2 separate regions of the Homo sapiens genome follow, and region 2 is linked to region 1. A link is a loop called in an ENCODE intact Hi-C map of the cell type or tissue named here. Cell type or tissue: HCT116. All regions are shown on one strand.

Region 1 (8,000 bases):
GCGTGAACGATGGTGACATGCGGCTGGCCGATGGGGGCGCCACCAACCAGGGCCGCGTGGAGATCTTCTACAGAGGCCAGTGGGGCACTGTGTGTGACAACCTGTGGGACCTGACTGATGCCAGCGTCGTCTGCCGGGCCCTGGGCTTCGAGAACGCCACCCAGGCTCTGGGCAGAGCTGCCTTCGGGCAAGGTAGGGCCTGCTGTCCCCTTCCACTGAGGCTGAGACCCACAGCACAGCCAGCTCCCAGGAGGGGCAAATCCCCTAAGACGAAACAGTCAGGTTTCAAAGACATGCAAATTGGATTCCTATTAATTTAGCAAGAGCAAACACTTTTTTTTTTTTTTTTTTTTTTTTTTTTTTTTGAGATGGAGTCTCGCTCTGTTGCCCAGGCTGGAGTGCAGTGGCACAATCTCGGCTCACTGCAACCTCCGCCTCCTGAGTTCAAGTGATTCTCCTGTCTCAGCCTTCTGAGTAGCTGGGATTACAGGTACCTGCCACCATGCCCGGCTGATTTTTGTATTTTTTAGTAGAGACAGAGTTTCACCATGTTGGCCAGGCTGGTTTTTAAACTTCCGGTGTCAAGTGATCCGCCCGCCTCAGCCTCCCAAAGTGCTGGGATTACCACACCCGGCCTATGAGCAAACATTTTCAATGGTGCTGAAGGCCTGCGGATCAAGTTCTGATGGGACTGCTCCACCCACACTTGGCCAGTGATGGTGGCGGGTGCTTGGGCAGGTTCAAGAGCTCGGCTGGGCTCGTTCCCTCCGGCCCAGAAACTCCACTCCAGGGAGTTTATCCCATTGAAACAATTTCTCCTCAAAAGAAAAGTCTGCAGGAAGATTTCCACTGACACAGCAGTTGCGATTCTGGAAAAAAAAGAAACAATCCATAAACTATTTAGCAGCAGGGATAGTCACACAATTACAGTATGTGAACCTGATGTTGCAGGGATAGTCACACAATTACAATATGTGAACCTGATGTTGCAGGGATAGTCACACAATTACAGTATGTGAACCTGATGTTGCAGGGATAGTCACACAATTACAGTATGTGAAACTGATGTTGCAGGGATAGTCACACAATTACTATACATGAATGTGATGTCGCTGAAGCAGCCGGTAAGCTTTATAAGCATGAAGGCTAAGTTTATGGCCTGACATTGCAATCACAAATCCAGCCCATGCTGGAATATCCTCCGTGGTTCGCTGGTGAAGGACCTGTAAGCAGATGGACCCACACGGCCGGGGCGGAGAACAAAGGGCTGAGTCGCGCTGTGGGACTCCTGGGTGCAGTCGTCACGCCCCCAGCCCTGCCATCTGCTGTGTCCACAGGATCAGGCCCCATCATGCTGGATGAGGTCCAGTGCACGGGAACCGAGGCCTCACTGGCCGACTGCAAGTCCCTGGGCTGGCTGAAGAGCAACTGCAGGCACGAGAGAGACGCTGGTGTGGTCTGCACCAATGGTGAGCGGGGGCGCACCTCCCTGCGGAGGCCCCAGTGTGCCCTGGGGTCCCGTGGCCCCTGCCCCTCCCAGCACCACCCCCCCACGCACATGAAGCACACAAAGGTTCCTTCCACTACCGCCTGCCCACTCCGCATGGAGAGGCCCAGACGTCCCAAGAGCCCACCAGCTCCCAGTCCCACAGTCCCAGACTCCTCCCCAGCCCCTTCTGGAGAAACACCCAGAACCACCAAGTCTCCATGCAGAACCCGAGTGTGGGGCAGTGAGCCACAGTTTCAGTGAGCATGACACCTGGCTCCAGCCTGACCTGAAATGCCAGCGTCCGCTCAGAAATACACTTCACAGCACGCGACAGGCTCAAGCCCGTCCTGGCGGAGGGAGTCCCGGCTACTCGCAGCCTCAGCCTGCTTCCCCCAACCTGGCCCAGTTTGGAGGGAACCCAGGCTGCTCTGCAGGTTGGAGCCTCTGGATCTGAGTTTCTTGTTTTTCTTTCATGCCGAGGTGGCTCTTCCTGGGCTTGCACGTGACAACCTGGGCATTTCCTGCCCACTGCCCTTTGCCAGGAGTTGGAGGCCCCTAAGGCAGGACGGGTCGAATCCCAGGGAGCCCCTGTGCCCACATGGGATGGACAAGTGGCTGGAGCTGAGCCTGGACTCACAGTGGGGGAAGCCCAGGAGACGCCATGGGGCTGTCGGGGGCCAGGGGAGGCGGCGGGGAGCACACGGGGCCATGGGCGCACGGCCAAAGCTCCTGGGGCAGGAGAGCTGTGGTAAGGCGTGCAGGTGGGAGGGAGCTGGGGGTCCTGCGGTGGCTCAGGTTTTAGGAGGCCCAGGGCAAGCCCACCTGGTTGAAAGGTCACAGTTACTTCAAAACTACTATATTTGTGGCGAAGAAAAACCTATGGGATTTCATTTTGAGTTAGGCTTTGAGAGGGGCTCAAAGAAGGGGAGAGGGTGCACCACACTGACCCCCGAGCCGGGAGCCTCCCATGACTTCTGCAGGCCTTCTCCCCGACAGGAAGCTGCTCGAGGACCCCCGGAGTTCTAAAATGGGGTTGCCACAGGACCCTAACTTTTCAGGCCATCTAAGCAGGCAGTGGTTTTGGTGTTAGTGGTGATTGGTGACCAAGGCTGGGGAGTGGGGGCTCCGGAGTCAGTACCACCAAGTCTCCATGCGGAGCTGCTGCCTGAGTCGGGGGAGCAGCACAGAGCAGAGGGCCTAAAGCGGGGGCCTGGACAGGCTTGGCCAGGTCCTAGCTGCTCTTGTTCCCCAGGGCTGGAAGGGGCGGGGCCTCAGGGTCCAGGAATCCGACACTTCCGGTCTCTCTTGTCCCTCGTCTTCCCAGGAGCCTTCCAGAGTGAATGAGGCAGCCACAAATCCCTCACTTTCAGATGAAGACACTGACCCCAGAGAGTGGCAGTGCCCCGGCTCCTAACGCAGCCCACTTCCCTCCCGCCCCTTCTTAGAAACCAGGAGCACCCACACCCTGGACCTCTCCAGGGAGCTCTCGGAGGCCCTTGGCCAGATCTTTGACAGCCAGCGGGGCTGCGACCTGTCCATCAGCGTGAATGTGCAGGGCGAGGACGCCCTGGGCTTCTGTGGCCACACGGTCATCCTGACTGCCAACCTGGAGGCCCAGGCCCTGTGGAAGGAGCCGGGCAGCAATGTCACCATGAGTGTGGATGCTGAGTGTGTGCCCATGGTCAGGGACCTTCTCAGGTGAGCCGTCTCGTCCTCAGGCTCTGGGGCCGCCAGGGGCTTTGTCCTCCTCCCCTCTTCAAAAGCACAGCCCCCCACACACACACCTGCACATACTCATGCATGCACATGTACACACGCAGTCACACATGCACTCACGCAGTTGCACACACACGCATGCTCACTCCCACACTGTGTGCACTCAGGTGGCTGTGTTGGACAGTTGGGCCCAGGGCTCCCCTGCTGTCCTGTGGGGCCGGCATCTGCTCTCCTTCTTTCTCCCCAGGTACTTCTACTCCCGAAGGATTGACATCACCCTGTCGTCAGTCAAGTGCTTCCACAAGCTGGCCTCTGCCTATGGGGCCAGGCAGCTGCAGGGCTACTGCGCAAGCCTCTTTGCCATCCTCCTCCCCCAGGACCCCTCGTTCCAGATGCCCCTGGACCTGTATGCCTATGCAGTGGCCACAGGGGACGCCCTGCTGGAGAAGCTCTGCCTACAGTTCCTGGCCTGGAACTTCGAGGCCTTGACGCAGGCCGAGGCCTGGCCCAGTGTCCCCACAGACCTGCTCCAACTGCTGCTGCCCAGGAGCGACCTGGCGGTGCCCAGCGAGCTGGCCCTACTGAAGGCCGTGGACACCTGGAGCTGGGGGGAGCGTGCCTCCCATGAGGAGGTGGAGGGCTTGGTGGAGAAGATCCGCTTCCCCATGATGCTCCCTGAGGAGCTCTTTGAGCTGCAGTTCAACCTGTCCCTGTACTGGAGCCACGAGGCCCTGTTCCAGAAGAAGACTCTGCAGGCCCTGGAATTCCACACTGTGCCCTTCCAGTTGCTGGCCCGGTACAAAGGCCTGAACCTCACCGAGGATACCTACAAGCCCCGGATTTACACCTCGCCCACCTGGAGTGCCTTTGTGACAGACAGTTCCTGGAGTGCACGGAAGTCACAACTGGTCTATCAGTCCAGACGGGGGCCTTTGGTCAAATATTCTTCTGATTACTTCCAAGCCCCCTCTGACTACAGATACTACCCCTACCAGTCCTTCCAGACTCCACAACACCCCAGCTTCCTCTTCCAGGACAAGAGGGTGTCCTGGTCCCTGGTCTACCTCCCCACCATCCAGAGCTGCTGGAACTACGGCTTCTCCTGCTCCTCGGACGAGCTCCCTGTCCTGGGCCTCACCAAGTCTGGCGGCTCAGATCGCACCATTGCCTACGAAAACAAAGCCCTGATGCTCTGCGAAGGGCTCTTCGTGGCAGACGTCACCGATTTCGAGGGCTGGAAGGCTGCGATTCCCAGTGCCCTGGACACCAACAGCTCGAAGAGCACCTCCTCCTTCCCCTGCCCGGCAGGGCACTTCAACGGCTTCCGCACGGTCATCCGCCCCTTCTACCTGACCAACTCCTCAGGTGTGGACTAGACGGCGTGGCCCAAGGGTGGTGAGAACCGGAGAACCCCAGGACGCCCTCACTGCAGGCTCCCCTCCTCGGCTTCCTTCCTCTCTGCAATGACCTTCAACAACCGGCCACCAGATGTCGCCCTACTCACCTGAGCGCTCAGCTTCAAGAAATTACTGGAAGGCTTCCACTAGGGTCCACCAGGAGTTCTCCCACCACCTCACCAGTTTCCAGGTGGTAAGCACCAGGACGCCCTCGAGGTTGCTCTGGGATCCCCCCACAGCCCCTGGTCAGTCTGCCCTTGTCACTGGTCTGAGGTCATTAAAATTACATTGAGGTTCCTACATTTGTTTGTACAGAAAGTGTTGTTGGGTCCACACCGTGTTTAGACATCAGGTGTGCCAGGCTCTGGGGGACAGGTCATGAGGCAGAGTCCCTGTCCTTGTGAAGCTACAGGCTAACGGGGAAGACAGGGAACAGGAAGCACACCTCCCAGCCCGGAGCAATGACACAGTGGGACACGAGCAGGAGGGTGCGTGCCACTGCATGCGTGCACGTGGGTGTGTGATTGCATGTGCACAGGCGTGTGTGTGCTCATGAAAGTCTGGCTGTGACGGGTGCCCTCACCCCTTATCTGGGTAGGTGTGCTCTTAAAATTTTATTTACTTTTGAGACAGAATCTTGTTCTGTCGCCCAGGCTGGAGCTCAGTGGTGTGATCTTGGCTCACTGCAACCTCCACCTCCCGGTTTCAAGTGCTTCTCCCGCCTCAGCCTCCTGAGTAGCTGGGACTACAGGCACCTGCCATCGTACCTGGCTAACTTTTGTATTTTTGTAGAGACAGGGTTTCACCATGTGGGCCAGGCTGGTCTTGAACTCTTGACCTCAGGGGATCCACCCACCTCAGCCTCCCAAAGTGCTGGGATTACAGGCGTGAGCCACCGTGCCTGGCCTATGGGTGGGTGTGCTTTTGCCAGCACTACCTCCTGCTCACGTCCGACCGGAAGGAGAGGGTGCTGAGGTGGCAAGGTCAGGGCTGCACCTCCGGCGGGGCGATCGGGTCTCTGGAAGACGTGACCGGGCTGGGTCATGGAGAGCAGCAGACAGCAGACTGTGGAAGCTGGGAGGAGGGAGAACGAACAGCAGGAGTTAGGAACCTTCGCTCTGGAAATCCTGGTCCACAGGGACAGGGGACAGAGATTCTCATCTCAGCCTTGTAAGAGTGAAGAATTGGAAACGACGTCAATACCCACCAACAGGTGCTTGACTACAAATAAAAGGCACCTCCCCTGGGCTGAGTGAGGCGGGTAGAGGTGCGCTGGAAGATCCTGGGAACCACAGAGTCTCAGGGGAGGCTGGGGGACCCATTGGATGCCGGGGGGACATCCGTGACAATGCCACAGCAGGTTCTGGGCACAGAACGTCGCTCACCACCAACAGGAATTCAAAACTGCCCCTGCTTCTCCATGGCCCGTTGCAGGCACAGAGTCCCCAGGGAGGCACCTGCTGGGCCGAGCTCAGGCTGGCACCTGCCGCTGTGCCACGGTCTGGGAGGACAACAGTGTGGCCTCTGGAACAGGAGGTGGCACAGGGGCTCCCCTAATGGGAGGGAGGTTCAGGTGCTGAACAGCCAAGATGGCAGCAGACGCCCCACCCACCCTCTCCCCACAGGTGCCACAAGGAACAAAAGCAGTCTCACAAAACCTCCTGCCTGTGAAGGCAGCTGCTCCCTGTACTGGATGGAGGCCTCTGCTCCCCCAACCCCCCCACCTCCAGATCCTGCGTCCAGCCCAGGTCCACCATCCTGGCAGGACATCCCCTCCTCCACATGTTTTTTGTTTGTTTTGAGACAGTGTCTTACTCTGTCGCCCAGGCTGGAGTGCAGTGGCACGATCTTGGCTCACTGCACACTCTGCTTCCTGGGCCCAAGTGATTCTCCCGCCTCAGCCTCTGGGACTACAAAGTACTTGGGACTATAGATGTGCGCCAGCAGGCCTGGCTAATTTTTTTTTCTTTTTTTGTATTTTTAGTAGAGTCGGGGTTTTGCCATGTTGCCCAGGCTGGTCTCGAACTCCTGGGCTCAAGCAATTTGCTCGCCTTAGCCTCCCAGAGTTCTGGGATTGCAGGGATGAGCCACTCTGCCCGGCCTATCTCCTCCACCTCTATTTTGATCCTATTGACATTTTAGCAACCGAGGGGCCACGTCGCCACGGACCACTGCCAAGACCAGTGTTGGGGACAAACCACAATGAGATCAGGAGGAAGAAGGAAAAGCGATGTCACGGTAGAGGCGTGGCAGACATGGCAAAGACCAGAATCACAGCCTCCATTTCTCGAGTCAGTCCCAGGACCACAGCAGCTCTCTTCTCTCCCGCTCCGTGCTCCCTGGCATCTCACGGCCAGGGAAGGTAACTGGAGTCTTCCTTCCAGGGAACTCTGAGCCCCGTGGGTCCTGCCTGCAAGGGAGGCCATAGCCCTGTGTGGGGCTGGGAGATGCAGGAGTTTGAGAAGTCACTGGAGTTCTTCCGTGCTGCTTGCAGTTTTGAGCGGCAGCCCTGTTCCCCCGGGACAGTCAGGACCGACCATCCCAGCCTCCGAAACACTCCTCCCTTCTTCACCTGTTCACCCACAGGCACCGTGGTCCCAGAGGCGAATCCCCATCTTCACTGCCAATTTGAAGGAACGTGGAGATGTCTCATCGTGGAAACGTTCCTCTCTTGGGTGCAAAACCCCTGTGTCGGCTTGGTGTGGTGGCTCACACCTGTAATCCCAGCACTTTGGGAGGCCAAGGAGGACGGATCACGAGGTCAAGAGATCGAGACCATCCTGGCCAACATGGTGAAAACCCCCCCACCCCGATACAAAAATTAGCTGGCGTGATGACACGCACCTGTAATCCCAGCTACTCAAGAGGCTGAGGCAGGAGAATTGCTTGAACCCGGGAGGTAGAGGTTGCAGTGAACCGAAATCATGCCACTGCACTCCAGCCTGGTGACAGAGCAAGACTCTGTCTCAAAAAAAACAAAACAAAACAAAAAACAAACAAAAAAACAGAACCCAGGTTTCAGGACTAGAAGCAGAACCTTTGCACTAGGTGATGGGCGCCCTGCTCAGGGCCCCATGGCTCACTGCTGTGCATTCTGAACAAGGAGAAATGCAGATGGGCTCCTTGAGCTGGTGCGTCCACAGGTGGAGGGCAGCATTTTCTTGTCTACAGGGAGGGAGGAAAGGATGATTTGGGGGACCTGGAGGCAGGGACTTCCGGGGCTGTCTCATCTGCCGCCCAGCACGTCCGCAGAGCCAGGCTCTTGCATTTTTCCCTTCACTGGCCTCCTGAGCCTGAGGTTTCATCCCAGCCTTCCTGTTTCGTGAGCCCTTGAATGTGTGATAGGTGACACATGTGACCATGAGCCCACGGCCTGACTGCAGCTCCTGAGTCACCTG
Region 2 (8,000 bases), 470 kb after region 1:
GGGCCCTTATGCAACCTGTTACTCTGTGTGTGTATAATTGATTTATATGTAAAAATATACAGACTCTGGATGGCGTTAAAGTCAGCTGTTTTTGCTTCTCATCCACCCTCTCTCGTGGCCTTGAATTTCCTTCTACTACGTCCATGCTAGCCACTGCCAGGTGTCCCATCAGGGCCGCACCCTGGTGAAACCAGTGCCTGGCTGGGGCCTACCGAGGGCGCTCTTGTTTTTCATTACTGTAAACAAAAGCATGGTGGTGTTCCCTATGCAGCTGTGGGCACCCAGCCACAAGACCCCCCAGTGCATGTGGGCACCCGTGGTGTCTCATCGAAGGCACTCTCCCCCGCAGATTAGCCAGCTGAACGTACTCATCACGCTGCTCATGGGGAACCTCAACGCTGGCGACAGGATGAAGATCATGACCATCTGCACCATCGATGTGCACGCACGGGACGTGGTGGCCAAAATGATCGTGGCCAAGGCATGAGCGCCCCTGTCCCAGGGGCCAGGGGAAGGGCAAGGGGACACCGGGTTCAGGGCAGTGCATTCAGGGACTTCAGACCCTGCCACTTCCTCTTCCTGGGGCACTGACTCTGTTGCTGGCTGCAGCTGCCTCCTAACCTCCTTGCCCGGACTCACCCCTGGTGAGCAACACACAGCAGTCAGATGAGCGGTGCCCGCCCATTGGAAGTGCCATTCTGTAGCGAGATTCCACTGAGGGTGGCCATACAGTTGGATGTGGGTGCTGGAGGGGGAAAGAGGGCCAGGGAGGGTTCCCTGGGCAGCAGGGGACCGGCCTTGGAGGCATGCTGGCCTTCCTTAGGCAGCCCTAGCTCTTGTATTCCACCTGGCAACAAGAGCTCCGGCTCATCCTGCAGGTGGAGAGTTCTCAGGCCTTCACCTGGCAGGCCCAGCTCCGGCATCGCTGGGACGAAGAGAAGCGACACTGCTTTGCCAACATCTGCGATGCCCAAATCCAGTATTCCTATGAGTATCTGGGCAACACGCCGCGGCTGGTCATCACCCCACTCACTGACAGGTGAGGCCCGTCCCTGAGTAACTCACATGTGCTCTTGGTGGGTCCCTTCCGCATGATTCTTGGAACTGTCCGACTTGGAGGTCAGCTGTGGAGGCTGGAAGGACTGGGCATTTGCGTCAGGTGGACCTGTGTTCACATTCAGTTCTACCACTGTGTCCTTGTTCTAGCACCGGCTGTGTGGCCTTGGGAGAGTTCCTGCACCCCTCTGTGGGCCTGCTGAGTTGGGGTCATGTTTTATGGACCCTCATGAGCAGACTCTGGTTGTCGTAGCAGTGCCCACCTCCCTGAATGCCACAGGTGGGAAAGGCACCTGGGCTGCCTCTGCTCCACGGTTGTGGTTCCTCCTTCACACCTGAAGGTTTTCTGCCCTCTCCCATGTGTCTCCTGGGGCTCATGCCTGTAATCCCAGCACTTTGGGAGGCCGAGGTGGGTGGATCACCTGACGTCAGGAGTTCGAGACCAGCCTGGCCAACATAGCAAAACCTCATCTCTACTGAAAATACAAAAATTAGCCGGGCATGGTGGCGGGCGCCTATAGTCCCAGCTACTTGGGAGGCTGAGGCATGAGAATCATTTGAACCCAGGAGGCAGAGGTTGCAGTGAGCCAAGATTGTACCACTGCACTCCAGCCTGGGTGACAGAGTGAGACTCTGTCTCAAAAAAATAAAAGCAGGGAGGCCATGGGGTCGCTGGCACACACGCTTACCTGTGGTCACTTGCAGGTGCTATATCACCCTGACCCAGTCCCTCCATCTCATCATGGGTGGAGCCCCTGCCGGCCCCGCTGGGACCGGCAAGACTGAGACGACCAAGGACCTGGGCAGAGCCCTGGGCACCATGGTCTACGTCTTCAACTGCTCCGAGCAGATGGACTACAAGGTACGCGGCCGGGGTCCGGAGGAGGGACCCAGAGTCTTCTTTTATAGAAGCAGATCCTAGCACCCTGTCCTCCGAGGCCCCACAGTAAACTCCAGATCTCTGGATACCTGTGAATGGCACTGGAGAGGAGGTGCCAGGGCCCCCACTTGCTGGTAGCATCCCCCTCAGGTGGTCCCTCTGGAAAGACTTCCAGGGTGGACAGACGCAGCCCCAAATGTCCTGCCCCAGCCCCTGCCCTGGAGGTGACCCTCTCTCAATTTCAGTTGTTAAGATTGCCCCGAACTGGGGACTCCGCACAGGGGTGAGCACCTCCCTCATGGTTCAGCATGGGGTGGGGTACAAGCAGTGTCCAGGTGGGTTTGGGAGGGGAGCAGGGGATTGGCCCGGTCCCATCAGTCATTAGAGCCTGCACAGGACATCGTCGGCTCACAGGAGGCCAGGGAGGGGAAGGGGATACCTCGGAGCTCCAGGCTGCAGCAGCCTCTTGCAAGACGGGAAGGCAAGGGGGATGGAACCCTGAGTTTTGGACCCTAGGCCTGCAGAGGGTCTCCCCTCCCCAGCTTGGATCTGAGCCCCACAATCTGGGGGCCCCCTCCTGAGGCTGAGGATGGGACCAGCAGCCCATGTTCACTGTCAGGGCCACGCAGTCCACATCCGCCTCCTGGATTTTAGAAAAGTGAAATCTGAAGTTGGATCTCCCTGGAAGGGACTTAACATCCACCTGGAATCCCAGGTGTAGATGGGACGAGTCCTTCTGATTGGCCCAGGTGGGGCCTAGAGAGACACAGATGTCTTGAGGGAAAGCCTCCGGCCTGCTAGACGTGCCCCCATCCCGCCTTAGAGGACTCCCTCTCCTCTCCACGCAAGAAAGAAAAGGGCTGAGAAAACATGCAAGGTTTAGAACTTAAATGTGCTTGTCTGAGCCCCTTATTAGGGACTCCAGGAAGTCCCCATCCTGGGGTCTGGGAGGCAAGGGTGAAAGGATGGCTCTTCCTCGTGTCCAGCCCTCCACGGTGTTACCCTGGGCAGTAAGCTGACCTGCCTGCTGGCCTGCGGAAGGCTCCAATGCACCGGGGCCTGAGCAAGCTTTGGGAAGAGAAAACACAGCCGAAGAGGCAGGGGGAGGCCCCTGCAGCGCCCGCCCTCCCTGTCACCCTCCCAGCTCTTCCTTTCTCCATCTCGCCCTTTCCAGTCCTGTGGAAATATCTACAAGGGCCTGGCCCAGACGGGAGCCTGGGGCTGCTTTGACGAGTTTAATCGCATCTCAGTGGAAGTCTTGTCTGTGATTGCCGTGCAGGTAAAGTCCCCTGCCTGCGGCCTCGGGGTCACGTCGGGTGACTGGCTCGTCAGCTTTCCTGTGACCTCACACGCCAGATAGACCCTCCTTGCCTCTCTGCAACGTTCCAAGCACCGAAGGGTGGTGTGGTGCCATTGAGCTCTTGCCCTCCAGGGTCCCAAAGCCTGGTTAGGCAAACACATTGAAAACAGAATCAGATTACAGGTTACATGTATGGTAGCAAACGTGTAACAAAATACAGGTGGGAGAATAATTAATTTTGCTTAGGAAAGAAAGACAAAGTGCTTTGTTATTGGTATCAGCGGAGCTGGGCATAGGAGGTGCTGAAAGGGAATGGCAGGAAAGAAAGAAAGGAGGGGGAGAGGGAGGAAGAGGAGGAGGGAGGAAATGCGCCCGTGTGTTTTGGGAACAACCATGCCGGGGCACAGAGCGTGCAGCGGAGTGGCTGGGGCGACCTGGGTGCAGGGACTTCGGATTGGGGAGCAGCCTGGGCCAGCGCCCCACCCCCACTGATGCTTGTTAAAATCTCCAGCGTGGGCCCCACTTGTTAGGAGGAGCATTTCTGCATTTTAAACAAATGCCTCAGGTGATCCTGACGCATGCTGGGGGTTGAGAAGCACTGGGCTGTCTAAGGTAAGTGGAGGCCGACCTAGCGGCCTGGGACAATTGTGCTCTTCCAAAAGGAAATGCAAGTCAGGGCGTTGGCGGTGTCAAGGTCCTCCCACCACAGGATAGACCAGGAGCATGTGGGGTGTGGACGTGCAAATGCCTCCTGGGCTGCTTAAGCCCCACAACCTGGGTGGAGAGCCTGCTTTATTTATTTATTTATTTATTTATTTATTTATTTATTTATGTTTTGTTTTTTTGAGACGGAGTTTTACTCTTGTTGCCCAGGCTGGAGTGCAATGGCACAGTCTCGGTTCACTGAACCTCCGCCTCCCGGGTTTAAGCAATTCTCCTGCCTCAGCCTCCCGAGTAGCTGGGATTGCAGGCGTGCACCACCACGCCCGGCTAATTTTGTATTTTTAGTAGAGATGGGGTTTCTCCGTGTTGGTCAGGTTGGTCTTGAACTCCTGACCTCAGGTGATCCACCCACCTCGGCCTCCCAAACTGCTGGGATTACAGGCGTGAGCCGTTGTGCCCGGCTGAGAGCCTGCTTTATACACCAACTTAACCCCTGACTCTCGGCTTGGCAGTGATGTGGACTCCCTCTGCCTCCACCTTCTAACCTGTAAGGCGGTGTTGGTGACACAGGTCTGCCAGCAGGATTAGAGGTGCCTGGGGTGGCTGCTTCCTCCTCTCCTTATGCTCCCTCTGCCTCAGTCATTCCCCAGCCCCAGGGCTGGAGGCCCCATGACCAAGAGAATGGGGACCCCAAACCATGGGCAGTGCTGGCTGTTACCGTGGGGACCCTCTCCCTTGCCCCCAGCACAGGAGCAGAGCTGCTGAGCACCTCCGACGTCCATGAACAAACCCCAGAATATTTATATAGCCCCTACTCTGGGCACTGAATGTTCACGGGCTCCAATGGAGACCACAGGAGAGGCTTGGCCTAGCTGGAAGCGGTGCTGTTCCGAAAGGCCCCAGTCCTGCCAGGGGACAAGCTGCACGCTCAGCAGACTGGGCATGGGGGTGTCTGGGATCACCAGGGCACCAGGACTTGGCTGTCCTGGGGAAGACAGGGAAAGGCAGGTGCTGGGAGCAGCTTTACCGCGAGTATTGGGCCCCCTCAAGTGGTGACTTGGAGAGACACAGCTGTCTTCTGCAGGTTTCCAGAGGAGACCTCAAGCAGGCAACGGCCCCTGATGCTCTAGGTTTAACCTCGTAGCTGACAGTTGGCCTTCAAGACTGTCTGATACGGAGGTGGCCGCTAACCAGTCCTCTGACAGGTCATTGCCAGAGTAGTAACAGGACAGAAAAGGGCTGGGAGTGGAACCCAACTCAGCAGGGACAAGGTGTTGAAATACTTACTGGTTCCTGCAACAGCCTGGGTGCATCTCCAGAGAATTCTGCTGAGTGATAAAAGTCCATCTGGGGGCCGGGCGTGGTGGCTCACGCCTGTAATCCCAGTACTTTGGGAGGCCGAGGCGGGCGGATCACGAGGTCAGGAGATCGAGACCATCCTTGCTAGCATGGTGAAACCCTGTCTCTACTAAAAAATACAAAAAATTAGCCGGGCGTGGTGGCGGGCGCCTGTAGTCCCAGCTACTCGGGAGGCTGAGGCAGGAGAATGGGGCGAACCCAGGAGGTGGAGGTTGTAGTGAGCCGAGACCACACCACTGCACTCCAGCCTGGGCAACAGAGTGACACTCAGTCTTAAAAAAAAAAAAAAAAAAAAAAAGTCCATCTGGGAAGATCGTGTATGATACAATTCCACTTATATAACATCCATGAAATGACCAAATCACAGAAAAAAAGGACATGGTTGCCAGGGGTCAAACGGAGGGAAGGGGGCAAGAGGGAAGGGGTGTGGCTATAAGAGGGCTGTCACCCCATGGTGACAGCAATGCTGGCCTCAGTGTCGCGCCCACCCTCCCCCCGCCCACCACCCCCGCTGTGACTGGTACTGTTATTAGGCAAGATGTTCCCATCAGGCTACATGGGGCAGAGAGTACACAGAATTGCCTTTGTATTTTTTTTTCTTCCCCCCAATCACTGTCTTTTGTATTTTTTATTGAGACAGGGTCTTGCTATGTTGCCTAGGCTGGGCTCAAATCATCCTCCAGCCTCAGCCTCCCAAAGTGCTGGGATTACAGGTGTGAGCCACTGTGCCTGGCCCTCTGTATTATTTCCTACATGGCATGCAAATCTACAACTTTCTCAAAAATAAAAGGCTTAATTTAAAAAATAAACTAGGAGGTTTGAATTTGCAGGCGCAAATTCGCAGCCTCATGCTTTAACATATGTGAAGGCCTCTCTGGTGTGTGGAAGCTGGCCATTTCCATGCTAACATGTCTGTGTCACCAACCGTGCAGGTAAAATGTGTCCAGGATGCAATTCGGGCCAAGAAAAAAGCATTCAATTTCCTGGGAGAGATCATAGGCCTCATTCCCACCGTCGGTATCTTCATCACCATGAACCCTGGGTACGCCGGACGCGCGGAGCTGCCTGAGAACCTAAAAGCCTTATTCAGGTACGTGGCCCAGGTGAAAGTGAGTGGCTGCAGTGAGCCAGGCCGGCCACAGCAACGTCCCAGTGCCAAGGAGTGGGCAGAGGGGAGGGGCAGAGGGCAAGCTGGGGAGGGAAGAAGTCATCAAAAGCTCCCAAGATGGCCGGGCACAGTAACTCACTTCTGTAATGTCAGCACTTTGGGCGGCTGAGGAGGGTGGATCACCTGAGGTCAGGAGTTCAAGACCAGCCCGGTCAAGATGGTGAAACCCCGTCCCTACTAAAAATACAAAAATTAGCTCGGTGTGGTGGTGCATGCCTGTAATCACAGCTACTCAGGAGGCTGAGGCAGGAGAATCGCTTGAACCTGGGAGGCGGAGGTTGCAGTGAGCCGGGATGGCACCATTGCACTCCAGCCTGGGCAACAAGAACAAAACTCTGTCTCAAAAAAAAAAAAAAAAACACTCCCAGGATGAGGCAGGCGAGGGCCTCCTTAGAAAGCACTCTGTCTTCCCCTGGGTGGGAGGACCGCACCTGGGACACAGTGATGGAAAGCAGGGTTGGGGGGTTGGGGTGGCTCTCAGAGGAGGGGCCCTGAAGGTGCACCCAGTGGATGATGTGGGAGGAGGAGGGAAGTAGGGAGCAGGCGGGCTGGGAGCCCGGCTCCAGGACCGAAGGTTCAACACTCTGCTGTGGTCTACCTGGCAGTCGAGGTGTGCTCTCCTAGGTGAAGAGGGACAGGCAGGGGTGTAGGTTGGGGAGGGAGTGGGCAGAAGCCCACAGGCACCGCTGACCTCCCCAGGCCCTGTGCCATGGTCGTCCCCGACTTCGAACTGATATGTGAGATCATGCTCATGGCCGAGGGCTTTCTGGAAGCCCGCCTTCTGGCCAGGAAGTTCATCACCCTGTACACCTTGTGCAAGGAGCTGCTCTCGAAGCAGGTGTGTGTGTCCTGGAGCTCACGGCGGGTGTGGGTGGGAGTTTGAGATGCGGGCAGCAGCCAGGGTTGGCTTCCAGACCTGCCTGCTGGCCACAGGAAGGTGAGCTCACGTCTGCCCACCTGTGCCCACTGCCCGCAGGATCATTACGACTGGGGCCTGAGAGCCATCAAGTCTGTGCTGGTGGTGGCCGGCTCCCTGAAGAGGGGCGACCCCAGCCGGGCAGAGGACCAGGTGCTCATGCGGGCGCTGAGAGACTTCAACATCCCCAAGATTGTGACAGACGACCTGCCCGTATTCATGGGACTGATCGGGGACCTCTTCCCGGCTCTGGACGTGCCTCGGAAACGGGACCTGAATTTTGAAAAGGTCGGGACTCCTGGGTCTCAGGTCTGTCCGGAGAAGCCTGCCTGGCTGGGGCTTCCTTCCCACTGATGTTGGACGGGTGGAGACCCGTGTCACACACGCACGTTTCCCGATGCTACAAAGAGACCTCTGAGCCACAGCTGCCTCCGTGGCCCTGGCCAGCCCCACCCTGTCAGTGCTGGGGGAGGTCACTCTCTCAACTGAGGCTGGGGGGGCTTCAGGCAAACCGACCCCCTGCATGAGGTCGCGGTGGAGCTATGTCAACTCTCGGCATTGACAGCAGAACTTGCAGACGCACGTGCATCGGAGGGCAAGGGCGCCTTTATCATCTCCCCCACGGGGCAGGAAGCCCCCCAGCCTCCCAGCGAGAAGA

Evidence for each region. Hi-C counts contacts between places; a loop is a spot of excess contacts. Peaks named below come from ENCODE experiments on the same cell type or tissue, not always from the same donor. Only the 100,000 strongest peaks of a DNase experiment are listed, where the experiment ranks them.
Region 2: a loop joins it to region 1, with 11 times the contacts of the local background. A loop is called at or near these places in 21 of 110 quality-filtered maps.

Annotation. Positions count from the first base shown.
Region 1 is chr17:78,968,157-78,976,156 of GRCh38, reverse strand. LGALS3BP (galectin 3 binding protein) reads left to right here. Exons shown (of 6, transcript NM_005567.4): 3 at 1-192; 4 at 1,338-1,469; 5 at 2,935-3,187; 6 at 3,453-4,902. The coding sequence ends at 4,581. Among named protein-coding and RNA genes, the nearest start is that of LGALS3BP, 7.8 kb to the left of the region's middle. RefSeq lists an enhancer at 776-1,070. In HCT116, CTCF peaks have their summits at 67 and 4,691 (motif pointing right); DNase peaks (open chromatin) are centred at 1,006 and 4,716; H3K27ac peaks cover 2,445 bases.
Region 2 is chr17:78,494,223-78,502,222 of GRCh38, reverse strand. It overlaps DNAH17 (dynein axonemal heavy chain 17), which reads left to right. Exons shown (of 81, transcript NM_173628.4): 34 at 350-481; 35 at 879-1,039; 36 at 1,762-1,918; 37 at 3,111-3,215; 38 at 6,191-6,348; 39 at 7,126-7,264; 40 at 7,403-7,630. DNAH17-AS1 (DNAH17 antisense RNA 1) reads right to left here. Exons shown (of 6, transcript NR_102401.1): 5 at 5,187-5,367; 6 at 1-3,379. Among named protein-coding and RNA genes, the nearest start is that of DNAH17-AS1, 13 kb to the right of the region's middle. RefSeq lists enhancers at 3,736-4,284, 4,285-4,833, 7,974-8,000. In HCT116, a CTCF peak has its summit at 4,953; a DNase peak (open chromatin) is centred at 4,952.